2 separate regions of the Homo sapiens genome follow, and region 2 is linked to region 1. Evidence: chromatin loops called from intact Hi-C (ENCODE). Cell type or tissue: B cell. All regions are shown on one strand. Each heading gives the region's core, and the rest is flanking DNA. Links, peaks and the distances in the headings are about the cores only.

The links. A loop is a pair of places that touch in the nucleus more often than their neighbours do. Peaks named below come from ENCODE experiments on the same cell type or tissue, not always from the same donor. Only the 100,000 strongest peaks of a DNase experiment are listed, where the experiment ranks them.
Region 2: it touches region 1 in a loop (5-fold over the local background); 7 of 110 quality-filtered maps call a loop at or near these places.

The regions. Positions count from the first base shown.
Region 1 is chr4:77,189,739-77,197,577 of GRCh38, reverse strand. LOC107986292 (a long non-coding RNA gene) reads right to left here. Exons shown (of 4, transcript XR_001741742.1): 4 at 5,005-5,367. Among named protein-coding and RNA genes, the nearest start is that of CCNG2, 36 kb to the right of the region's middle. RefSeq lists an enhancer at 3,674-3,723. In B cell, for the core only: no CTCF peak of the experiment used is centred there; a DNase peak (open chromatin) is centred at 3,827; H3K4me3 peaks cover 1,438 bases; H3K27ac peaks cover 2,315 bases.
Region 2 is chr4:77,123,373-77,131,211 of GRCh38, reverse strand. No RefSeq gene overlaps it. Among named protein-coding and RNA genes, the nearest start is that of CCNG2, 30 kb to the left of the region's middle. In B cell, for the core only: no CTCF peak of the experiment used is centred there; a DNase peak (open chromatin) is centred at 4,161; H3K4me3 peaks cover 1,496 bases; H3K27ac peaks cover 4,907 bases.

The DNA of each region.
Region 1 (7,839 bases), core at 1,376-6,375:
CAAGGGTGTTAACTAATCTCTCCAGGCCAGTCAGACCAGTCCTGCACAAATGCTTCAACAGGCTCGTTTGCTACCAGCAGTTACTTGCTCCAGTCACCTGCCTCATGACCATTGCTAGGTAAAGCATTTCAGTTTGGGTGGCAGCCGGAGAAACCATTTAGCCCGAATAACCTCCAGCCACCGCTCTGCTCTCACTCAGGGGCTTTTTTAAAGAATCTATTCCCTGAGGAAAAAGATCCCAACCATTTGAAAGTCAGATGTCAGAGGGCCCGTTTGTAGGCACACTACAATTGCTTTATGGATCAGAGGATTCAGAAACAGTGAGGGCCCAGCTCCCTAGTGAGAGCACTTTCTCCAGCACCACCCCCAACTGAAGATCAGACCTACAGTACTGAAACTGATGTCATAGGAGCCGTGAGACCCAGAGTGTGAGCAGTAAGCTGAAATCTGCCACAGAAACAGGATTAAACCAAGATATGGCATCTCCCTATGGGTAGCCTGAGAATTGAGAAGTTAATCCTGTGACCACAGCTGCAAGCTTGAGGCACCTCCCTCATCAGGGACTGATTCGGAGAACTCTAGTGGGCAAGCACCTCAATAAGCAAAAGTATGTTTAGACCCCTCAGACTGTTCCAATGCCTCGGGGATTCTCTGGGCTCCTTGCGGCAGCAGGCCAGCAAGGGGTTCTGCTTACATGCTTCCTGCCACACCTAGAGCAGTCTTACTTTGCTAGATTATGTCAAGATTCTAAAGACTTAAAAGTTACTGGCCCAAATTAAACATGTAATCTGTGTAGATTGGGAGGAAGTGGGTCTTGATAAGTTACCTTTAACAAATCCCTCAAGAAATTAGTTTCTCCTAGAGTCAAGAGTTTCAGTACACCTGGTTCCAGTTTCTATCACTTAGTTCTCACCTTCGACCACCTGTAACTTCTCTCATCTGAATGGCTGACAATTAGGAAGAAAGTCGTCTTCAGCTAGGGACTGTTTTAGACAGGTTTGATGCCAAGAAGTGACATGGCTACCATCAGTTTCCTGGTAAAGAAGCCACTAGCCTCTGGCATCAAGCAGCTCTAGGTAGACACTAGACACTAAGCAGGAACCCCAAAAATAGGTTGAATCCGAAATGGTCTTGGCACAACTGAGGATTTTCAAAGTAATGCTATCCTAAGGGATAGTAAGGATTTGAGCTACTAAAAAGCTGGGTTCTCAGGCAAGCTTTAAGAGACATCAGGAGTTCAGATTGGAGTGAGGCCAGTTGCAAGACAGACAAACACGCATCAGGCCAAAGCTCAGAAGTACATAAGCAGCCTTAGGAATGGCGGGAGTGCCATTGACAAATCCTGCACTACTCCACATCTTGTTCTAAAAGGAAGTTGATATTTGAGATGTTTCAGCCCCTTCTACCTTGCTCTCCAGCCATAACTTTAAACTTGTCTCCTAAGCCATGTGAGTTTTTCTAGAACTATGTGGCATGCCCCAGAAGCCTATGCAATAACACCTACATATAGACATCAGTTCCATAGGACTCACCTGCAGTTGAAACTATAGTTAATTGGGTCGGTAGTAGATATTTTGCTCTGCCTGAGGTGGGAAAGATGAACTTTCCAGTGTCTTTACTGTTAGCCTAGGTGAAAAGTCCTGAAGACCCAGTGATCTATCAGTATTAGTTTGGATTTTTGGTTTTTTTCTTTGAGACGGAGTTTTGCTCTTGTCACCCAGGCTGGAGTGCAATGGTGCAATCTCGGCCCATTGCAACCTCTGTCTCCCAGGTTCAAGAGATGATTCTCCTGCCTCAGCCTCCAGAGTAACTGGGATTACAGGCACCTGCCACCACGCCCAGCTAATTTTTGTATTTTTAGTAGAGATAGGGTTTTCGCCATGTTGGCCAGGCTGGTCTTGAACTCCTGACCTCAGGCAATCCACCCGCCTCAGCCTCCCAAAGTGCTGGGATTACAAGCGTGAGCCACCTCACCCAGCCCAGAGTATTAGTTTTGAAGTAAAGTTGTTTATGTAAAGTTAGTTTTTGTTTCCCTCGGCTTTTATAGTGGTTGAAGTTTACAAAAACGGGAAAAGGATTAGGGAGATAAGGCATCCGTACCATGCACTTAAATTTGACCAAATTCTTATTTGGCAGGACTAAGTCACTGCTGTATTAGCTTCTGGAGTCTATAAAAGCAGAGAAAGTTTTGCTATCAGTAAAAGGACACAAGTACAGGTGAGAATGCTACAGGATGACTAATCAGAAGACTAGTTTTTAATGTTAAGCAACTGTGGAAAAACAAGGCCACCTATTCCCATCCTTGACCATCCTGCAGGAGCCTTCCCTGCCCCAGCACCCCAGCTCTAATTACAGCACTTAACTAACAGTGTTGGAAAGCCTTGGGCTTCGAGATCCCAGACCTGTCAAGTGACTCTTTGTCAAGTGGATTGTCAGCCTGGGAGACACATCCCTTGATCAGATTATCTACATGAAGGAAAGAACTCTGCTCTTCTCCTTGAACCCTGCTTTGTAAGGACAGTGTGAAGAAAGTAACTCCATGCTGATGGGGATGAGGGGAGAGTGCTTCATGTCCCTACCCATGTATTTATTCACCCTTGTTCAGGTTAAGGCAGGTGGACCTACATGACTGGACATGGTTTTAAAAAGCACTTTTCTGTAGCTGGCACGCAAGAATTACGATATTTAAGCTATGTAACTTGCTACCATCGCACCTGTGAAATTGTCAGTCAAGATAATGAACATATCCATCATGCTGTGTACTTTTGAGTCTGTCACTAAGATGCCACTTTATCTTTTCCATGACAGATGGTTTGCCTTTCCTAGTAAGCCTAAAGGAAGTGTCCATTCTCAATGCTAACGATCTGTTCAACTAGATGAAATTTCCTGTTTCAACTACTAAGTTTCTAACTGCTATCAGAAGTGCTTTCAGGTGTGTCAGTCTGACATTACCTGAGGCTTGCCAGTCAACGAGTCTCCCACCTCCACAACCAGGTGGAAGGTCAGTTGCAGCCCACAGGTTGCGTGTCTTCGAGGCAGACAGCTGCTTTCTGCTGAATATGATTAAGATCCTAACTTCCTAGTAAGGAGTCTTAAAAGCCACATGCTTGAAGTTCATTTTAGTTTTTTTTACTAATAGGTCACAAAGGGACGTTTCCTACCCTCAAAAAAAAACTAATTCAAAGTTGATCTACATTTTCTTATGGTTTTCATCGAAGTGGATCTAATTTTTAGTCTCTGAAGAGATGAGAAGCTAGCTTTTTAGTCACTTTCCACCATTACTCCAGACAGGTGTTTAATAGAGACTTTGGGATTCCAAATAGCTAAAAGGAAGTTCTAAAGATTGCTGCGCTTGCTTTAAACGTAGAACCTCTAAACCCGTGTATTTCTCTTGGAGTTTACGTAACTTCAGTAAGTTAGCTATAAGAGTGGCTTTGCTAAAGTCTATGGTAGAGATTAAACAGAAGTCAAGAGACAGGAGCCTTCTCAGCAAGTAAGGCTTGAGCATGAGAGAAGAAACCTCAATTCAAGATTGTATCTTAAGCTTCTAAAAGAACAAACTCTAAGAAAGCACAGTAACTGGAAGAGGCAAGCCTGCTAAAAACGACTTCAGGGAGTTGCTGTGACCTCCTAGGAGGTATTTTCTGCCCACACACAACGCCTAGTTCCCCTTCTTTCGAGTTCCTTAGTCCGCTTAAGTGCCCTCGCTTTTTTCTTCGTTCATCTTTCACTTCTAAAGCAAGCTAACCAAAGTTCCCCCTTGAGAATTACCAAGAGCTTGGTCCTTTCCACCCACCCCTCCAGCCACCAGAGAACTTCTTAGTACCTCGCAGGCCTACAAAGCTTTGGAAGAAACCCCGCCCGACCAACCCCAAACCATCCACCAGCGGAACAACCCACAGCCCCGCCAGGCTTCCTCGCCTTTTACACTTGAAGCCACGCCTTCCCCCTGGGTGAGGACCAATGAGAAAGCGTAGGAGCTACTTCAACTCCGCAATTGGTCCCAGACGGCTGCCAGGTGAAACCAAGCCTCTGGACGCCCCAGGGCTTTCTCTTGGGGCTTCCTACTTTAGACAGGCATTTCTCCCCTCCACCCGCTTTTTTTTTTTAACTACATTGTAAAGGCTGTTGAGTATTTTGAGAGAATAATTTAGAGTCACCTTCAAAAAGTGGCTGAATCAATTTCCCTTCCAGCACTTAGACAACATGGAAGATGTTTAGTGTGCCCTAAAGAATTTCAGAAGAAATATGAGTAGCTATTTGGTCAGACACTGGTGTTGAACACAAATATCCTTACCGTCAGACAACGCTGGTATTTCTCATCGCTCACCTGTGCGTGTTATGCATTTATTCGTTCATTCACAAGTATTATTGAGGAGGATGACTCAATGGAAGCAAGGAAGTAACCCAGTGAGGCTTTGGGTTTTGTCTGTGCTTCGCAAACGGCGGGCTAGAAAGTATGAGTATCCTCAGGACTCACATGTTTCTGGAAAGTCATTCCACTTGTACATTTGGGGATAAAAAGATTTATTTTATATTAAGACAATAGTAATCCAAACCAATATAAATAAATGAATGGGAAAAGAGATAAATCTTTCTTGCAGAAAAAGTTCAAATAATATATGTAACTCCCCACTCCAGGAGGTGGAGTTTAATCACCACACCCGTTCCTTGAGTCTGAGCAAGTTTTAGAGAATCCCTTCCAAAGAACAGAGTAGACGAAGGGAAAAGTAATAACTGTATAGTACAGAAACCTCAGCCGGGCGCGGTGGCTCACGCCTGTAATCCCAGCACTTTAGGAGGCCTACGTGGGCGGATCACGAGGTCAGGAGATTGAGATCATCCTGGTCAACACGGTGAAACCCCGTCTCTACTAAAAATACAAAAAATTAGCCGGGCATGGTGGCGGGCCCCTGTAGTCCCAGCTACTCGGGAGGCTGAGGCAAGAGAAAGGCGTGAACCCGGGAGGCGGAGCTTGCAGTTAGCCACGATCGCGCCACTGCAGTCCAGCCTGGGCGATAGAGCAAGACTCCATCTCAAAAAAAGAAACCTCGCAGGCACTATCTTAACCAAGTGATCCAGATTAATATGATCAAAGATAAACCATGTTGCTATTATGTACCCCCTGATATGATGAGAAGAGCACTTCGCTCCCATGGTATGCTTCTTCAAACCCCATACCCCTAACATAATCATAAGAAAAACATCAAAGTCAAACTGACAGCCATTCTACAAAATGCTGACCAGTAATCTTCAAAACAGTTAATCAAGGTTATGGAAATAAAGAAAGACTGAGAAAGTATTACATACCAGAAGACACTATAGAGACGTGATGAGTAAGTTCAATGTCATACCCTGGATGGGATTCTGGAACAACAACAACAAAAAAATCTATATTAGTGAAAAAAAAAAACTGGTGAAATCCAAATAAGTTTGGAGTTCTTAGCAATATACGAATGTTAATCTTTTCGTTTTGACAAATGTACTGTGGTTACATTAGATGTTAACATTAGGGGAAACTAGGTGAAGAGAATATGTTATTCACTTTACTATCCCTCAATTTTTATGTAAATCTAAAATCATTCCTAGATAAAACATTGATTTAAAATTTAAAAAAAGGAAATACATTGTAAAATTTGCATGAAATCTTAAGAAAACATGAGCCTTCAAAGAAATCTTATGCTTATCACAGACTGCTTTAAACTCTACCTTCCCCAGAGTTTCCAGAGGCACTTATCCATTATTAGAGGTATTTAGAGCAAAAGTTTTTGAAAAGCTGCAAGTTTAGCTACATGAATCCCATTGGAGGATAGATGTGAGGATGAAAAGAAGAGAAGCTGAGAGGCCAGCTGGAATCACACTGAGATCTAACCAAGTCTAAGGCAATAGGTCAATGGACAATGAGACACAAATTGACCTAGTTTATTCCTGCGACTGTCACCAGTGCTTTCCGGGAATTTACTGATGCTAGTCCCCTTCTTTCATCTTGAGTGTTCACATACTTGTAGTCAGGAGAAAGGAGATAGATACTCTTCCTTTAGGGTAGCCAGATAGAATCAACAAAATTGCCAAACATGCTGGAGAAGAACTGTTTAAAAAAACCTTTCGGCCGGGTGCGGTGGCTCACGCCTGTAATGCCAACACCTTGGGAGGCCAAGGGGAGTGGATCACTTGAGGCCAGGAGTTGGAGACCAGCCATAGGCAACATGGTGAAACCCCGTCTCTACTAAAAATACAAAAAAAATTAGCCGGTCATGGTGGCAGGCGCCTGTAGTCCCAGCTACTTGGGAGGCTGAGGCAGGAGAATTGCTTGAACCCAGGAGGTTCAAGCAGTGAACTGAGATCATGCCATTGCACTCCAGCCTGGGCAACAGAGCGAGCGAGACTCCATTAAAATAAAAAAAAAAAAAAAGACAAAAAACTTTCTCAAAAATTTAAAACACCTACTATGGAAGACTGGGTAAATAGTGGTCAAGAACACAGACTTTACAGGTAGACAGAAAAACCTGGGTTTAATTCCCAACTCTACTACCTACTAGCTCTGTGACCTCACACTAGCTAACCTCTCTAAGCTTCTGTTTTCTCAGGCTGTGAAATAGGGATACAAATAGTGCTTCCTTATAAAACTGTTGTGAGAGTTGGTTGATATTATGTTTGTAAAGCATCTAGAACTAGTTCATGGCACAAGCACATATAGCACTATTAACCAGATCTGTTCCACGTGCAATACATATTGACTCATTTAACTCTCACAACAATTCTATTATTGGTCTTCATGTCCCACATGAGGAATCTGAACCACACAAGGATGAAAAATTGGCCTAAGGTAGCACAGCCACAGTAGTGGACGTGGATTCAAACCCAAGCAGTCTGGCTCCAGAATCCTTACCTGTAGTCAGCACACTACACAGCACTGCCTGTAAAGGAAGGAAGAAGAAAGGAGACATGGCATCCTGGAAAGCCCAAGAAAAGAGGCACCCTTATAAAAGGGAAATGGTCAGCCCCACTTTGAAGTTGCAAATGTATAAATAATGCAGAAATGAATTTGGAACAATACCATGTTCATGTCCAAGGCCTGCAATGGTAGCACCTGCTTCTGCAGGCCCAAAAGTCAGTGAGAATCTTCATCTACAAGTCATACAATAACACTAAAAATAAAGCTTAACAAATAAGAGAAACCCACTCCCCGCATGTTTATGCCAGTGTTTTCTCAGTTGACTTCCTGGATAGAAAGCTCAACTACCTGATAGTCCAGTTCAAAATTAGACACATAACAATCCTCACTGTAGAGAAGCCAGGCAACATTCCACAGTTAGTCATCACTCTTCAAGGCCAGAGGATGGGGCCCTGGACCATGCCTGAGGATGTGATCTTGAGGCTCCCACTGCCCCCTAGCCTATGTAGCTGACAAGCACAAAAGTGGAGGCCCAGCTTGGACTCCTAATTTGGCCATTCCATCTCTAATTTACAGCCCAAAAATTAAAAGTTACCACCCTTTGGCTGGGCACAGTGGCTCATGCCTGTAATCCCAGCACTTTGGGAGGCCCAGGTGGGCAGATCACTTGAGGTAAGGGGTTGGAGATCAGCCTGGCCAACGTGGTGAAACCCCATCTCTACTAAAAATACAAAAATTAGCCAGGCACGATAGCACGTGCCTGTAATCCCAGCTACTCAGGAGGCTGAGGCACGAGAATCACTTGAACCTGGGAGGCGGAGGTTACAGTGAGCTGAGACTGTGCCACTACACTCCAGCCTGGGCGATGCAGTGACACTCTGTCTCAAAAAAAAAGAAGAAAAAAAAAGCTACCACCCTCTGCTTACTCTGAGCCAGGTACTCTA
Region 2 (7,839 bases), core at 1,612-6,611, 67 kb after region 1:
ATTAAATACCTAGGAGTTAAACAAAATAAGTGAAAGATCTCTATAATGAAAACTATAAAACACTGATGAAATAAATTGATAAGAAAGCCAAAAAAAAAAGGAAAGATATTCCATTTTCATGGATTAAGAGAATCAATATTGTTAAAATGTCCATACTACCCAAAGCAATATATAGAGTCAATGCAGTCTCTATGAAAATACCAATGACATTCTTCACAGAAATAGGAAAAATAATACTATTTTTTATATTTATAAGAGATCACAAAAAAAAAATAGCCAAAGCTATCCTGAGCAAAAAGAACAAAACTGGAAGAATCACATTACCTGACTTCAAATTATACTACAGAGCTATAGTAACCAAAACAGCATGGTACTGGCATAAAAACAAACACATAGACCAATGGAACAGAACAGAGAACCCAGAAACAAATTCATACACCTACAGTAAACTCATTTTCCATGAAGGTGCCAAGGACATAGATTAGGGAAAGGACAGTCTCTTCAACAAATGGTGCTGGGCAAACTGGATACCTATATGCAGAAGAATAAAACTAGACCCCTATCTCTTGCCGTATACAAAAATCAAATCAAAATAGATTAAAGACTTAAATCTAGGACCTCAAACTATGAAACTACTAAGAGAAAACATTGGGGAAACTCTCCAATACATTGGTGTGGGCATATAGTTCTTGAGTAATACCCCATAAGCACGGGCAACTGAAGCAAAAATGGACAAATGGTATCACATCAAGTTAAAAAGCTTCCGCACAGAAGTGGAAACAATCAACAAAGTGAAGAAACAACCAACAGAATGGAAGACAATATCTGCAAACTACTCATCTGACAAGAGACTAATAACCAGAATGTATAAGGAGCTCAAACAACTCTATAGGAAAAAAAAACCTAATAATGTTATTTTGAAATGGGCAAAAGGGCTGGGCATGGTGGCTCACACCTGTAATCCCAGCACTTTGGGAGGCTGAGGCAGGCAGATCACAAGGCCAAGAGATGGAGACCATCCTGGCCAACGTGGTGAAACCCTGTCTCTACTAAAAATACAACAATTAGCCGGGCATAGTGGCGTGTGCCTGTAGTCCCACCTACTTGGGAGGCTGAGGCAGGAGAATTGCTTGAGCCCGGGAGGCAGAGTTTGCAGCGAGCCAAGATCCTGCCACTGCACTCCAGCCTGGCGACAGAGTGATACTCCATCTCAAAAAAAAAAAAAAAGGCAAAAAAGGCAAAAGATCTGTATAGACATCTCTCAAAAGAAGACATACAAATGGCAAACGGGTATGCGAAAAGGTGCTCAACATCATTGATCGTCAGATAAAATGGCTTATATACAAAAGACAGGCAATAACAAATGCTAGCAAGGATATGGAGAAAAGGGAACGAACCATTGTACACTGTTGGTGGGAATATTAATTAGTACAGTCACTATAGAGAACAGTGTGGAGGTTTTTCAAAAAATGAAAAATAGAGCTACCCTACAATCCAGCAATTCCTCTGCTAGGTATATACCCAAAAGAAAGGAAATCAGGGTATCGAAGAGATACCTGTACTCTCATGTTTAGTGCAGTACTATTCACCATAGCCGAGATTTGGAAGCAACCTAAGTGTCCATCAACAGACAAATGAATAAAGAAAAATGTGGTACACAATGGAGTACTATTCAGCCATAAAAAATAATGAGATCCTGTCATTTGCAGCAACATGGATGGAACTGGGGATCATTATATTAAGTGAAATAAGCCAGGCGCAGAAAGACAAATTTTACATGTTCTCACTTATTTGTGGGAGCTAAAAATTATAACAATTGAACTCACGGAGCTAGACAGTAGAAGGACGGTTTCTAGAGGCTGGGAAGGGCTAGTGGGGGTGGATAGGGAGTGGGGATGGTTAATGAGTACGAAAAAACAGAAAGAATAAGACCTGGGCCAGGCCCGGTGGCTCACGCCTGTAATCCCAGGACTTTGGGAGGCCGAGGTGGGCGGATCATGAGGTCAAGAGATCGAGACCATCCTGGCTAACATGGTGAAACCCCGTCTCTACTAAAAATACAAAAAATTAGCCGGGCATGGTGGCAGGCGCCTGTAGTCCCAGCTACTTGGGAAGCTGAGGCAGGAGAATGGCGTGAACCTGGGAGGCGGAGCTTGCAGTGAGCCAAAATGCCGCCACTGCACTCCAGCCTGGGTGACAGAGTGAGACTCCATCTCAGAAAAAAAAAGAATAAGACCTAGTATTTGATAGCACAACACAGTGACTATAGCCAATAATAATTTAAGTGTATATTTTAAAATAACTAAAAGTGTAATTGGATTGTTTGTAACACAAAGGATAAGCGCTGGAGGGTATGGATACCCCATTTACCATGATGTGATTATGCTGCATTGCATGCCTGTATCAAAGTATCTAACGTACCCCATAAACATATAAACCTACTATATACCCACAAAAATTAAAAAGAAAAAAGTTTTAAAAACTGGATTGCTGTCTTTAGAAGAAAAGATAGAGAAGGTGTGAGATAGCTCAATCATGTTAAATGTCCTTTAGATAATAGTGATACAGAACAGCTGGGTTCCTGGCTAAACCCCACCCTCAAGCCTGGACCCTCAGCCCTAGGTGAAAACAGCTGACGCTGATACAAAAGGGCTGGGCTCCCAGCTAAACCCCACCCTCAAGCCTGGAACCTTGGCCCTAAGTGAAAGCAGCTGACCCTGATACAGAAGGGCTGGGCTCTCAGCTAAACTCTACCCTCAAGCCTGGAACCTCAGCCCTAAGTGGAAGCAGCTGACCCCATTTCTCCACCCAATTGACTGCCTTTTCCGCCCACCCCATTCCCTACCCTGTGCCCATAAAACCAGACCAGCTGGCAGGAAAAAAAGAAGAAAAGAGCAACACAAGCAGCTGACCTGCAGGGATACAAGCTGCTGAGAGGCAAGCAGAGAAGCAGCCAACTGAGCGTTAGAGACTACGGATAAACGTGGCTAGCTTCAGATGGTGTGATTTCAGAGGGGAGCACAGCCAGAGACAGCTGGGCTTCAGGGAAAGATCACCTTCTTCCCGCACCATCCCCATTCCAGCTCCCCTTCCACCGAGAGCCACTTCCACTGCTCAATAAGGTCTTCCACATTCATCATCCTTCACACAGTTCGTGTGACCTGATTCTTCCTGGACACCGAACAAGAACTCGGGTGTCAAAAATGGCAGGTGCAAGAGGCTGTCACCCTGACCCTTCACTGAGCTGTTAACACTTAAACGTTCATGGACTGCAGACTGAGTGAAATAAGCCACTCTAGTTCCTGCCCACAAAGGGGGTCAAGGAGATCAAGGAAACATCCTGTCTCAATAGGAAATATTGGGGTATATAAAAACTTTTACAGATCTGTTATAGATCCTTCCCTAGACAATGTGTCTAGGAGACTTATCTATGACTTACAGCAACACTTCTTGTCTTAGGTTGGGTTTTGTAGAAGCAGAGCCTCAGGAAGGGGTTCTAGTGTCTGTACTTTGAGCGAATGCTCTTTAGAAAAAATCTGTAAGGAAAGGGAAGAGCCAGATAAAAAGGAGCTGAGCAAGGATATGGTTCCAGGAAAAGTCTGGGTTGGGACAGAAGAGTGTTGGAGAGTAGAAACAAGTTGGTCCTTGGTCACCCTTGGGGAGGAGGGGGGTATAATGTCTCAGGAGCCTCCAGTGAGGTGGATCCATTTAGCCAAAGTCAAGCCTCTGGAGAAAGTCACAGCTATAAGCTGTTGGCCCAGGCACATGAGCAGCTGAAGGATGAACGGCCCAGGCTATAAGGGGGATCTGGGCTAGGCAACAATAATGTCTAACACACTGTGGTTTGTTCTTCTTTTTAATACATGATAGTGAGAACTTCATTTTGCATATTCTTTGTATCTCCAGTACTTACCACCGTGCCTAACATATGGTAGGTTTGTAATAAATTGTTTCATTTATTTAAATTACATATTGAGAGCTACTTATCAAATCTACAAAACAATTTCTTAAAAGAGCCATGTAAATTCAGATTTTATTTTGTACTCTTGCTAAATAACATTGTGATGTTTTCCATCATACTCTGTGTTACCACACCAGCTGCTTCTATAATATATTCTTTTCTGCATACCAGTTGTAAAAGAGGAAGGAAGTGTGATCTTGTGGTGAAAAGAGTAGCTTGAGAACCCAGAGATCCTAGCCTTACACTTCTCTTATTGGAGGCCCAAGTGAAGTCACTGGACCTCTCAAAGGTCCTACAGTGTTAGGAAAGGGGAATAATAAATCCTTAAGTGGTCTGTTTTACTTCAGAATAACTACATCTTTCATACTTTTTATGTTAAATGTTTTTGGCCGGGCACGTTGGCTTATGCCTCTAATCCCAGCACTTTGGGAGGCTGAGATGGGGTGATCATCTGAGGTCATGAGTTCAAGACCAGCCTGGCCAACATGGTGAAACCCCGTCTACTAAAAATACAAAATTAGCCAGGCATGGAGTGCCTGTAATCCCAGCTACTTGGGAGGCTGAGGCAGAAGAATTGCTTGAACCAAGGAAGTGGAGGTTGCAGTGAGCTGCGATTACGCCACTGCACTCCAGCCTGGGCGACAGAGCAAGACTCTGTATCAAAAAAAAAAAAAAAAAAAAAAAAAAAAAGAGAGAGAGAGAGAAAAGAAAAGAAAAAACTTCATTGCAGACTTTACTCTCCTGGGCTGACGGGATCCTCCTGCCTCAGCTTCCTGAGTAGCTGGTAATACAGGCATGCACCACAACACCTAGCTAATAAAAAAAAAAATTTTGGCCAGGCACTATGGCTCACAACTGTAATCCCAGCACTTTGGGAGGCCGAGGCCAGTGGATCACCTGAGGTCAGGAGTTCAGGACCAGCCTGACAAACATGATGAAACCCCGTCTCTACTAAAAATACCAAAATTCGCCAGGCGTGGTGGCACATGCCTGTAATCCCAGGCTTGGGAGGCTGACGCAGGAGAATCGTTTGAGCCCAGGAGGCGGAGCACCTTCCTGCTGAAGATAGAAGTCTGGAAGTTCTGATGTTTACAGAACACGTTTCTGGAATCTTAGAATACTGAGATATTGGGCTTGGCACACCCTGCTGTGGATAGGGAAGAGGAGCCTAAGATGAGCTCATTTCTGCATATCTGCCTTAATGCACATGAAAAAATTGGCCTCATTCGGTATAGATATACATAAAGGAAAGGCAGAAAGGAACTGAGGTTGGAGTCTCATAAGGTTACTACCAAAGTAACCGTATTGCTTCAGTGAGAGAGCACAGAGCCTTCTGAATGCCTCTTTAACACTGTGGATTTCATCAAACTTTCTCCTAGACTTAGAGAAACTGTGTGGCAACCACTTTCTCTCTGTCTATAATCTTCAGGGAACCATGCATGTCCACAGAGTGGGGAGCTGGATTATGTCCAAGGAGCCCTATTTTTTGGAGGGAGAGGGATAGGTTGCTCAAAATATTACAGTATACTGAAGGTATGAAATCAGAAAATTGGGGAATAGAGACCAATGAGAAAAGCACAAAGATCTTTTTGCATAGGATATATAAGCCCAAACACTCGTAATGAAATTAATAGCCTAACAAAAAACATTTGCTCATCAATTACATATAAATTAAGCTATGAATCAATAAATGCTTTCATAACCATGAATTATACCAGGCATTTACCTCATGAATAATCATCTGGCTCCATCAGAGCTGACAAAGTTTGGACTTGGCAGAAAAAATAAAACAATTTAGAAAGAGAGTTTCTGAAGTTGACTCTGCATGTGTGTTTGTATTTGCACTCTGAGTGTAAATAACTGCATATGTGATGTGGGAGGAAAAGCTGGCATGGGGGAGGTGGAGATAAATAGGTATGAGATACTCTGGAAGCAAATAAACAGAATATTCACAGACCTCTAAAGATAAATCTTCCCAGCTGGGCACGGTGGCTCACGCCTGTAATCCCAGCACTTTGGGAGGCCAAGGGGAGCGGATCACAAGGTCAGGCGTTCAAGACCAGCCTGGCCAACATAGTGAAACCCTGTTTTTACTAAAAATATAAAAAATTAGCCGGGCGTGGTGGCAGGCGCCTGTAATCCCAGCTACTCGGGAGGCTGAGGCAGGAGAATTGCTTGAACCTGGGAGGCGGAGGTTGCAGTGAGTGGAGATCGCGCCATTGCACTATAGCCTGGGCAACAGTGCGAGACTCCATCTCAAAAACAAACAAACAAACGAAAGATAAATCTTCCCTATTTCCAAAAATTCCCTACATTGTTGTTTATTCTCTCAGGGACTAGCTAGAAATCAGATTCCCCTCTTCAGATATTGAGGCTCAAAAGATAACATTTATTGGCAAGGATGTGGAGAAAAGGGAACCCTTGAACACTGTTGGCAGGAATGCGAATTAGTACAGCTATTCTAGACTATGGAGGTTCCTCAAGAAACTGAAAATGTGACTACCATATGATTGAGCAGTTCTACTTCTGGGTATACATGCAAAAGAAATTAAATCACTATCTTGAAGAGATACCAGCAATCTCATGTTCACTGAAGCATTATTCATAACAGCCAAGACACAGAGTCAACCTAAGTGTCCATCGACAGATAAATGAATATATATACTTATATATGAATGCAAATGAATACATGTTGGAATACACACAAGTGGAATATTTCCCAGCCTTAGAAGAGAAGGGAGTCCTGCCATTTGCAGCAACATGAATGAACCTAGAGGACATTCTGCTGAGTGAAACAAGCCAGTCATAAAAAGATAAATGTCATATGATATCACTGTTAACTCAAAAGTATCTAAGGCCTGTCTCAATCAATTTAGGAAGCTTATTTTGCCAAGGTTAAGGACACACCTGTGACACAGCCTCAGGAAGTCCTGGGGACATGAGCCCAAGGTGGTTTGGGTACAGTTTACTTTTATACATTTTAGGGAGACATGAAACATCAATCAATATGTGTAAGATGTATACTCGTTCAGTCCAGAAAGGTAGGACAACTTGAAGTGGGGAGGGGTTCTAAGTTATAGGTAGACAGGAAACAAACAGTTGCATTCTTCTGGGATTTTGATGAGCCTTTCAGTGAATACACAACTTACATGTGAGAGGGGGTAGAGGAATTGTCATTTAAGCCTTAGTCTGGCTCAGTGAATCTGGATTTTTACATAAACAATGGGACAGAGGAGGCAAATCAGACAGGCATTTATCTCAGGTGAGCAGAGGGATGCCTTTGAGTTCTGTCCTTTTTCTTGCTCCTGTGAAGATAAGCCGTCAATTTACATTGCCAAGGTGAAATTCAACAGAACTGTTTTAGGGTAAAGACCTGGTGGCCCACAGGTAATCTCCTTCTGGGGAAATTGTGAGGGAAGTATTTAGCTTTTTATCTTTGTAGCTATCTTACTTAGTAATAAAATGGGAGGCAGGTTTGCCTGATGCAGTTCCCAGCTTGACTTTTCCCTCTGGCTTAGTGATAAGTCCCAGATCTATTTTCCTTTCACATCACTTACATGTGGAAGCTAAAAAGTTGCATTTATTGAAATAGAGAGTAGACGAGTGCTCACCAAGGGCCCAAAGGTTGGGGAAACAGGGAAGTGTTGGTTAAAGGGTACAAAGTTTCAGTTCTGCAGGATGAATAAGTTCTGGAGACCTAATGTACAGCATGATGACTATAGTTAACAGTAATACATTATATACTTGAAATTTGCTGAGAATCAATCTTGTGTCCTCACCCCTAAAATAAAAAGGTAATTATGTAAGCTTATGGATATGTCAATTACTTTGTGGTAATTATTTCAAAACATGTATGCATATCAAATCATTACATGCCT